Regions from separate parts of the Homo sapiens genome. Here region 2 is linked to region 1. The links are chromatin contacts, found by Hi-C or POLR2A ChIA-PET in ENCODE. All regions are on one chromosome and are shown on one strand. Each heading gives the region's core, a stretch centred on a gene start or an enhancer-like site at or near the end of the contact. The rest is flanking DNA. Distances are from core to core; before and after follow the strand shown.

The links. Hi-C counts contacts between places; a loop is a spot of excess contacts on that map. ChIA-PET counts read pairs that join two places held with the same protein, here RNA polymerase II (POLR2A). Pooled maps may share reads with other maps.
Region 2: a map of gastrocnemius medialis shows a loop between it and region 1 (8-fold over the local background). The contact joins the promoter of HOXA11-AS here to the promoter of CREB5 in region 1. A Hi-C loop is called at or near these places in 2 of 168 maps with a recorded cell type or tissue (ascending aorta and gastrocnemius medialis) and 10 of 50 pooled maps. POLR2A ChIA-PET finds 5 or more read pairs at or near these places in 1 of 52 experiments (PC-3).

The regions. Positions count from the first base shown.
Region 1 is chr7:28,409,940-28,414,990 of GRCh38, forward strand. CREB5 (cAMP responsive element binding protein 5) reads left to right here and starts at 2,579. Exons shown (of 11, transcript NM_182898.4): 1 at 2,579-2,978. The coding sequence starts at 2,976. RefSeq lists an enhancer at 2,576-2,665.
Region 2 is chr7:27,182,790-27,187,840 of GRCh38, forward strand. HOXA11-AS (HOXA11 antisense RNA) reads left to right here and starts at 2,619. Exons shown (of 2, transcript NR_002795.2): 1 at 2,619-3,474. HOXA11 (homeobox A11) reads right to left here and starts at 2,443. Exons shown (of 2, transcript NM_005523.6): 1 at 1,647-2,443; 2 at 1-239. The coding sequence starts at 2,355. The coding sequence ends at 7. RefSeq lists enhancers at 42-924, 925-1,806, 2,689-3,570.

The DNA of each region.
Region 1 (5,051 bases), core at 1,329-3,828:
CAGCGGAGACGGCGAGCCAGGAACCTCCCCCCGCGTCCCCAGCTTCCCAGCGTGGCGGCGGAACCCCCGGAGAAAGTTTGCAAACTTCCAGCGGGCGCGGCGAGGACGCCGGGTCACCTAGGGGGCGGGTGGGCGCGCGCGCAGGGGGCTCGCTCTCCCCGGTGCGGAGCTGCAGCTGCCACCTCTCCCGCCGGGCTGCCGGCTGCAGCGGGTGGGCGCGCGCCCGGGGAGGGGAGGTCGCCCTCGGAGGGCGCTTGGCTTTCGCTCCAGGCGCTCCGGGCTGGAGAGCGGCGAGGCTCCGTCCGCTCCAGTCCACTCCTCCGGCCGCCTCCTGCCTCCGCTGCTTTCTTGCTGGCATCGTTACCTCTTCCCGGCCGCTGCCCCAAATGACAGCTCCGGCTCGAGCTTTGGCGGCGCCCAGGCAATTCCCAAGACCTGGCGGCGGAGTCTCCCCCTGCGGCAGATTCTCGGCAGAATCACTTGAACTTTTCACGAAGTTCTTAGAGGGGCAAGATGCGAAGGAAGGAACCAAGGAGATGTTTTCTCTCAGCAGCTGCATCCCGCTTCTTCTTTGCCATAGATTTATTTTTAAGGGGCGTCTGGTAGATAAAGCCCTAGACCTTGTCCACACTCTCACCCCCATCCCCAACTTTCCCTGGACCGGTGCCGCCCCCACTTGATGCTTGCTCAAGGCCGGGGACTGGAGCGGGCTACTTGTATATTTCGTTGTCAGTCTGCAGAATGTGTTTGATTTTTATTTTTCCCTCCTTCTCTGACATGTGTCAAGGAATAAAGACTGGATACAGGTCCATTACGTCATTCTGCAGGCCAGTAAGTGTTTGATTAACGGCTTGAGCTCCTCAAGGGTTCAGGAGCTTAGAATGCTGACAAAGCAACTCTGCTTTGCATCCCCCTACCCTCCCCACAACACACTCGTGCAATCGCCGGCTCCCTGGGCATCTTTATTGCCCTCTCTTCCCAGCCCCTCCCTCTCCACCACTCCCCCGTCTACACCGTTATCACTCTAGCCCCGCCCCCGCCTTTTTACAGCTTTCCCTGGGGCGAGCACGGTCCCTGGAGTGTGGGTAAAAGCTTCTGGGGTCTGAGGGGACCACTGTACCTGATCAGCGCGCAATCCGCCCTTTTGTATTATTTAAGAAAGGCACCAGTAAGCCTTCTCCTCTAGGGCGAAAATGCTTAGTCCTGATAGAAAAGGCAAATCAGGAAATGTTTGCAAGCGTTATGATAATACTCTGTCCTCGTGGTGGTGACTTAGGAAAGCAATACACCCACTGCAAACAAAGTATTTCACTTTACGTAGTGCCTGCCCTTTAGCAGAAGAGGGATGCTGACAAAATCAGGTTTAGCTGAAAGGATCAAGACTAAACGTTTCATTTCCAAAGTGAGGGAATGTGAGTCGTTGAACCTAAACTTCCATACAATAAATTGCTGCGTGCGTTAGTTTCTAGCTCTTAACCTTAAGTTTCTATGTTGAAAGAGGAAGTCGAATACGTAAGTCATTGAACTGAGTCAGAACCTCCGTATCTGGCAGTTGAAATAAAGACCCTGTGTATGACTTGTTGCAAGGGATCAAAGTAAAAAGAACCCTCGGTGTGGGGGGTGGGGGGGTGGGGGCGTGAGGGAGGTGTGCAGCAGAAATTAAATTTAAAAAAGTATTAACAGAGTTTTGGATAGAGGGAGAGAGGGGATTGGAGTGGTCCCTGATTTGGAGTTGGTGAAAACTAAATAAAGAAAAGTTTATATTGCAAATATGTGGGAATTTCTTGAAGAACACATGTTTTCTTATAATTAGATCTACTTTCTTCAAAGCGAAAGCCATGCTGTAGGGTAGGCATTTGTGAAACTCCTGTCTGGGGTCTAATTGACATCCTTCCCCAAGTCTGTGGCAGGATTTAGTATTTATTCACATCTAGAGATGAAATAGTGTAACCTCCACACAATATATGTGCATCGAAAATGTTGAACTTCTTGTTTGTGATGCATAGACTTAAAGGAAAAAAAATGGCCCAGTCATGGGCACTGGAAAGTGTGATTAATGATCAGTGATTTAGTGATCAGTGATTAGTGGTTTTATTCAAACTGTTACCTCTGACCAGAAGCACACATCAGAGGATTAACAGGCTCTTTAGATAAATGCTCATTAGTGGAAGGGGAAAAGCAAAGATAATAGGCATGCACCCAGGGACAACTTTCGAAGAAAATCATTCCCGTCTTCAGAATAATAAGCTCTATTAACAGAAAGCCCTTTTAATTTAAAACTTGCTTTTATCTTGTAAATCAAAGTTAGATGTAAAAGTTTGTAGTGCCATTATAACCTAAATTTTCCCATATCCACTAGATGTGGATTATCTCAGTAGCGATATTTTTTTTTATTTAAACAAACAATTGGACCTTTAGAGCAGCTGAACCCTGACAAGTTCTTAACTCCCAGGGTTTGAAAGTGTCCCCCCTTCTAGCATGGAGATTGCAGCTTGCTAACTAGATGGCGCACTGTTATTTGGTGTTCTCTGCTGCGTAGCGCAGGAGTATAAACTGAGCATGTAGCTGCTTGCGAGGTGTTCTTCAACATTTACAACAAAGTTGATTCTGTGTAGGGTTGGAGGCTAGACAGTTCCACAAATTTTTAGTCACATTTTCCATGTCAGTTAAATCTAGGGAGTTCAAGACTACTGGAAAAATTAGTCTCATTACTAAAAGAAACTTAGAGAACGAGGGAGGTACCAGAGTCTAGGAGGTACCTCTGGGTTGCAGAAGTAATTGTAAAATACCAGACCTGTTCTTTTTACTAAAAGCTAGTTTCACTATCTTCTGGTCTGAAATACTGAGGCAAATACTCAAGACTTATTTTCTTCCTAATCTTGCTGGTGAAACAGAAGTTACTAGAAAGAAAGGAAGAAAAAACTTGATTTGGTGACTGCAGGAAGCAACACGTTGCTGCTTTTATTCTACAGATAATGGTAAGGATGATGTTTATTATGCATATTAAACAGAGAGAAAACTTTGCACTTAGTTAAATAGAACCAATGTTGTATTTTCATAGATGGAATTCAGAAATGGAGTTTAGATTTTGCACAAAATTTTAATGTTGCTTTTGTCAGTTTCCTGGGACTTATAGCATTTTATGTGGAAGGATGTGTGTGTGTGTGTGTGTGTGTGTGTGTGTGTGAATAAGACTATTATTTCCCAGGTAAAATATGTTCAGAAGCATATGAACTACAGTGGGGAAGCTATGGAGCATGTTAAGTAATGTGTCAAGCATGAATTCCCCTTTCTGTGAGGTTTCATGAATCACTTCAATAAGTATTTAAGTTTTAATAAGAAAGTTCTTGAAAAAGAAACCTAAAAATTAAAAAAAAACAATAAAACAGTTTTCCGCATTCAAACCTAGATGTGTATGCCCCTGAAGGATGATTCTATGGGTTGAATATCAACTATTACTTTAGTTCTAAAACTTAAAAGAAGAAGTATAATAAAACTCACTTGTGTCTCCCCAGAAATGTTTCTCATTTTCCTTTGCTTATAGCATTTTATATGGATCTCTTATTTTTAAATCCTTACTGATTATAGTGGTTTTTATTTTTCAACTTAACTCATAGTAAACATATTTGAAAATATCTCCAAGCCCACTATTTTTAATGTAAATTGCTGGTGCCGATAAATTGCCTGTCAATTAGCGGTCAGTCGTGACCTTATATAGTTGATACCTGAGAAGATAGTTTATTAGAACATTCCAACAAAAAATTGGAAACCATGCCCTTATTTCTAGATCTCTGTTATGTCACAGCTTTTATTTGAATAGGTGGCTAAATGAATGGTAGTTTGTCACAGAGACTTTTCCTGCATAGATTTTCAATTCTAGTAAGTTTAAGATTTTTGTTACAATGATTTGTCAGTTTCCCACACCTGCACATTCAAAACCAATCAATCATGGAGTTTCCATGATGGCAAGTTCCTAGACTCCCAATTTCTTACTATAATCTACTTTTTAGCAATGAGGTATCACAATCCTATAATATTTTCTTGTCATTGGAGTTTACTTCTTACTAAGCTAAAAATTATTTTGTCGGTGTGTAGTGTTCACTAGATCACTAAGATGTGAACTTTGTATTTGTAGTTCATTTTCTTCTGGTTATGTTGTTGGATTAAAATTGGGATTTGAGTGGACTTATTATTTTTGTCATCTTTTCTTTCTTCTCCTTCTCCTTCTCCTTCTTCTTCTTCTAAGCAATGCAGTTAGTCACAAAATTAATGTGATCCTGGCTGGTGTTTCCCATCTATATGCTTCTTTTGCTTCTTACAAATTGGATTTCTACAGCAATTTAAGGTCTTTTTTTTTTTTAGAGGCAGCTTTCTTGGATGAAGATGGAACAGTGATCTCAGTCAATTCATTATCTTGTCCACTTTGACTACCAGCTGTATTATGGGAATCAACCAATGCTTAATTAGTGTTTAAAAATTTAAATCTATGACTATTTCTCTGAATTCTATTTAAGAAAATTATACAATTGAGATAAGGTAATAAACTGGGGGGCAATTGCCTTAAATATCTAAGTGTGAGGAAGAAGCACTTTCAGATATGCTAAACAGACTTAAAGACACAGAAGACCCTTTTTGTGTTGCTATTTGTAAAATAAGTAAGCTATCTATTTTGTGGCAATGCTTTAAATACAAAGTCTGGCACTTTAAAAATGACATCATGTTTAATGTTTTCACTAAAGAATTATTACATTTCGTAATTAGGAAAAAAATGAGCAATTAGTGTTTTTTGAGTATCCATTAGTATTCCATTGTTGAGAATCACAAATCATAGATTTAACATAGGAATTTTTTTTTTTATAAAAAGAGAGAAGCCTTTTAGAAATTTCCAGATAGTGATAGCACTCTTCCAGAAACCCCACTAAAATTTTTGAAGCTCTTATTGAGGACTCTGGGACTGTCACAGTAAAAGATAAAGTTTAGGATAAATTCTTGAACCCATAAAAGATATTATATTGACATTTCAATATTTCTTTTTTCCAAGTTCACTGTAT
Region 2 (5,051 bases), core at 1,369-3,868, 1.2 Mb before region 1:
GGAGTCTTAGAGGAGTGGATTTGCTGAGTAGTACTGTAAACGGTCTCTGTTAATTTTTTTTTCCTTCATTCTCCTGTTCTGAAACCAGATTTTGACTTGACGATCAGTGAGGTTGAGCATGCGGGACAGTTGCAGGCGCTTCTCTTTGTTAATGTAGACGCTGAAGAAGAACTCCCGTTCCAGCTCTCGGATCTGGTACTTGGTATAGGGGCAGCGCTTTTTGCGGGTGCGTTGGCCACCTGTGGAGGGAGAAAAGGCATGGGGTGAGCCAGGTGTGGGGGCTGCAATCCACCCCAGAGCCCATAGCTGAGGAGAAGGGCTGCCATGGGGACTGGTGGTCCAGCCCAAGCCCCGTCAAAGTCTGCCCAGGCCCCTGCCTTTAACGCTCCGACTGCATGCTTGGAACGGCCGCAGTTGGAGGCTCAGCCACAGATAAAAGCCAGCTCCCTAAATAGGCCCCCGGGGAAGCTGCTCCCGCTGCCCCCAGAACAGAAAGGAGAGCTTCGCACAGCAACAGGCGAGTTTGCGCTGCCTAAGCCTCTTTGAAAGCAGCCAAGTGGGGGTTGCCGGCTGCCTCTCGCAGGCCAGACTAAACAAACAGCCGCCTGCGGACATTTCACCTTCCAGCACCTGGGCTGCCCCTTCCCAAGGCAGTAAAGGCGGCTCCAGTCCCAGTCTTTCCCGGCTGCGGCCAAGACTGGGCAGTCCTTAACATCTGGGGCGGCTGCCGGGTCTTTGTCAGCCTGAGTCCTGGCCACCAGCTTCTGCCTCCCCGGCCAGCCTTCCGGCTCCGCCGAGGTGGGGAGGTGGCGGCGGAAGCCCCCTACCCTAGGCCTTCGCTGAGCACCACGGCCACACGGCCATCCTGCACACGGCAGAGCAGCGGCTCTATCTTAGGTAGGGTGAAGGGAAAGGGGGCTTCCCGAAGCTGCGGGCAGGCTCTACTTGCTCCCCCTTTAAAAAAAAAAAAAAAAAAAAAAAAAAGACCCACAAGACAAAAAAAAAATCGCTTTTGACAGATTGAATAACAATTGTGAATAACATGCAGTTGGGCAGAAGGAGGCACGTAATTGCCACCACGCCAGAGGAAAATGGCTTCCTTTGGACAAAAAGGCCAACTTTGGGTTAATTTGTTCTTTTAATATATTGCTAGAGCTAAGCGGGCTACTTTATCTGTTAAACGCGCTCCTAGCGCCGTCGTTAAACAGCGACGCCTTTGAATCCCGGCCGGGACTGGAGTCCCGGCGCAACACATGGCTTTTATAAAAATCTCCGGATTACCTCGCTATCAAAAGCTCCCGAAGCCCTTGCAGGGGGAATTTACAGGCGCCCACCTCCGGCTCCCCAGCCTGGAGCTGGCCCCGAGCGGGGTCGAGCTGCTGGGCTTGGGAGCTGAGAAGGGAAAAAAGGGAAAAGGGGAGTTGTTTTTTTTTGCAGGCATGCCTTGGCCGGTGGGTATTTCACGGCCAATTTCAGCACTCGCCACGTGATCCCGCCTTTTATAACAAAGTTTTGTTGGGGGAAACCTAAAGGCCCTTCATAAACCTTATATGCTTATAAAACAGCATATAAAAATTTAACAGCGGTGCTGCGCTAGATTTCCAACTCCCCTTTCATAAAGCGCAGGGCGCTGCCTTTATACGTACTGGAGCCGCCGGCCTTGTCCTCAGTGTGGCCGGAAGACGACTCGGGGCTGCTGCTGCTCTCGGGGCGCCGCCGCCGCTCTTTCTCCTCTGCTGCCGCCGCCGTCTCCCGGCAGCCGCCGCCGCCGCCGCTGTCCGAACTTGAAGTTGCCGGCGCGCCCGTTGCAGCCGCCGCCGCCGCCGCGGAGGTCGCCGTGGCCGCCGGGGGCCCCTTCTCGGCGCTCTTGTCCCCGGGGTAGTCGGAGGAGGCGAGGTTTTCCGGGGTGCCGTAGGCTGTCTCGAAAAACTGGTCGAAAGCCTGTGGCAGGACGCCGTTCCTGCCCACGGTGCTATAGAAATTGGACGAGACTGCGGGGGTGGGGTGGTGGTAGACGTTGGCCGAGCTCTTGGCCAGCACGTCGCCAGGCACGCCGGCCGCGCTGGGCGCCTGCAGGCAGTCTCTGTGCACGAGCTCCTCCGCGGAGTAGCAGTGGGCCAGATTGCCGCGGGGGTGCCATTTAGTGGCGGGCTCAATGGCGTACTCTCTGAAGGTCACTTCGCGCACGGGTTGGACCTGGGGCAGGTTGGAGGAGTAGGAGTATGTCATTGGGCGCGAAGACGGGGTCTGGGGCAGAAAAGAAGGGAGGCTGGAGAAATCTGGACCCGAGACGTAGTAAGTACAACTTGGCAAATACATGTTAGAGGAGCAGGGACCACGCTCATCAAAATCCATTATTGGGCTACCTTGGGCTCTCCGCAGTAGCCGAGCTTAACATGATTCTCCACTGCAGCTGCCTCTTTGAAGCGGATCCGTGAAGTAGAAATTTGGAGACGTAAGCTGACGTGGAAATCTATCCCCATCCTTAGCAGGGAGGTGCTGGTCATGTGACCCGATGTTGAAATTGACAAGCTGCTAGCTAGTCCGGGCCTTTTCCCCCCCCCTTTCCTTTTTTTTTTTTCCTCCTCTCCCCTCCCTCCCGGCTTCCTTTCTTTGTAGCCACCTCAGGGGAAGCAACAGATCGTCACTCGGTGTTCTCACCGAAAGCACGTAATCGCCGGTGTAACTCATGTTGGCTGGGGGGCCTCCCGGCGCGCGCGGAGAGGCTGGGGTGCGCCCCCATGCAGCATGCTTGTGCTCAATTGCAGGGTCCTCGTTCTCGAGTGTGCAGAGGGCGGTGAGAGCTCAACTCTCGTCCCCACCTCCCACCCGCAGCTCCCCGGGTGGGTGAGGGATGCCCTGGACTGGGGATAGCCAGGTGGGAGTCCGTCGCTGTGTGGCCTGTGGTCTCGGAGTCTGTTCTCCTGGAGTCTCGCATTTGCACCCCCTTCTTCGCAGTCCCCCTCCCATAGACTTGCTCTGGGAAGCGCCTCTGCCTCCGACCCTAGCCGGAACCCCTTCGGGGCCAGAGTTTGAAGCCGTGGATGTGCCTGCCTGGTGGCTTGTCCGATTTGCACGGTGACTTGATTACACTCTCTCATTCATGGTCACTTCCGAAGCGCTTTAGTGCCTTCCGTCCCTAAACCGCCAACAGCCAGAACGGCTTCTCCCCGCGGTTTGTCACTGATCCGCAGGGCCCGGAAGGGCCTTCGTCTTACCCGGGATCCACCTCTCCCCTCATCTTCCCTGCCTACCTCTTCATCCCACCTTCTGTCCTTGGAGAAACTCCCTCCTCCTCGCTGCCTGCCGGGCTTCGGAGTGACTCGGCAGAGACAGAGGCACAGGGGCTGCCCTGCTGCTCACCGGTCCACCCATCTGCCTGGTCTTCTGGAGCTGAGGACTCGGGAAACCATGCAATTGAGGCAAGCCTTGGGCTGCTTTAGAGGCGCTGACATCCGAGGAGACTTCTCCTGGGTATGCTGCATCTTCGTGGGGGGCCCATCAGGCTGCTTACAGAGCTCCAGGGGTGTGGGGAGAATGGAGGTGGAAAGGACGGGCTGAGGGCCAAGGAGAGGTGGCTGAGAAAGGGGTAACCCACCTACTCTCCTACTCTCCTTCCTTGCAATGTGTGAGAGTGAAAGCAAGGGATGTGCAGGGCAAAAACTCAGAGAGCTCTGTGCCTTTCCTACTGCTCATTCCACAGGAGGAATACAATACCAGAGAAAGGAGAGGTGCTTCCCGAACTCCCTGCACCTGGGGAAACAGGGATGTCTTTAAAAAGCTAGGTTTGTGCTAAGGATAGAGAGAGGCCATAGCAATACTCTGAGTCTAGCTTTCTTGAGAAGAGGAAAAAAAATAAATTAAGAAGGCAAAATATGCTCCCCATCCTGCAGGATTGAAGGAGCAATGTTTGGAGGAAGCGAAAGAAAGGAGAGGACACAGAGCACAGAGCAGCCAGGCAGAGCCAGGAGCTGAGAAGGGCCCAGACCTGAGGCCTCCCAACAACTCTCTTCTTGGAAGGATCTGGGATGTTGCTGAAGGAAAATAAAAAAATATGTAAAAAGATAACCTTTTGTTTTTCCCTCTCCAGGAAATAGCCAAAGTTATTTACATATCTTGGGGAGATTTAGAGTATAAACTCTAAGATCTTTGGTATTTAAGTGTCAACATCGATTTATTTATTTATTGCTGAGCTGACTGTAACTGACTCAATAACAAATCTAATCGTGTATTGCACTGGAAAAGAAATATTCTTATTATGTATTTTCTCCAAATAATGGCCTACCATTGCATTTGAATACCTGCTGTAAATATCAATAATATGAAGTAATTACTCTGTAGTCGAGTAAACTAATTTATTAGCATTAATGTTTATGTGGCTCTCCACCTCCCCCCACCACCACCTTTACAAGGATTGCTTATCACAAATCAAGCTACTTGGACACATTGGTTTAATGAACTCTTTATTCAAGATTTGCTACAAGAATTTTCATGTCCTTTGAATCCCTGAGAACTGAACTTGAAATTATTTGTGCATCTTCAGCTTGACATATTTGTCCACTGTGGCTTGTCCAGAGGGCAGCAGTGCTGTGAGTGAGAAGGTCCAGTGGGAAGGAAGGTTATTGGAGAAGAGTAGCCTCAGACCTCCTAAAGCTGGGAAGCACATTTACAGAATTGCCCTGCAGCGAAAAAACTTCTATTTCCAGCAGTGACCAACAAGGCAAAATGTTTGTTTCTCCACAGCATCTCTTTTTTAGAGACAGAATATAAAAGACAGAAGGAGAGGTTTCAAACAGCGGTATTCGAGCTGTTCCCTGGCTTGATTTTGGCTATCCCAAGCTCTCTCTCTGCAGCCCACCCAGTCCACGCCACCCCTACCTTCGAACAAAAGGAATGCATGAAGGGTTTCAGTGACTTTGCCATAACAAAGGCGCCACCATTGCGGGGCTCGCCCCGCCCCTGGGTGAAGGCAAACAAATTCTTGCACTTGTATTAGGGCTTTTAAGACCATAATTGAACCCGGGGGCGTCTAGGAAAACCGAAAACAGTTC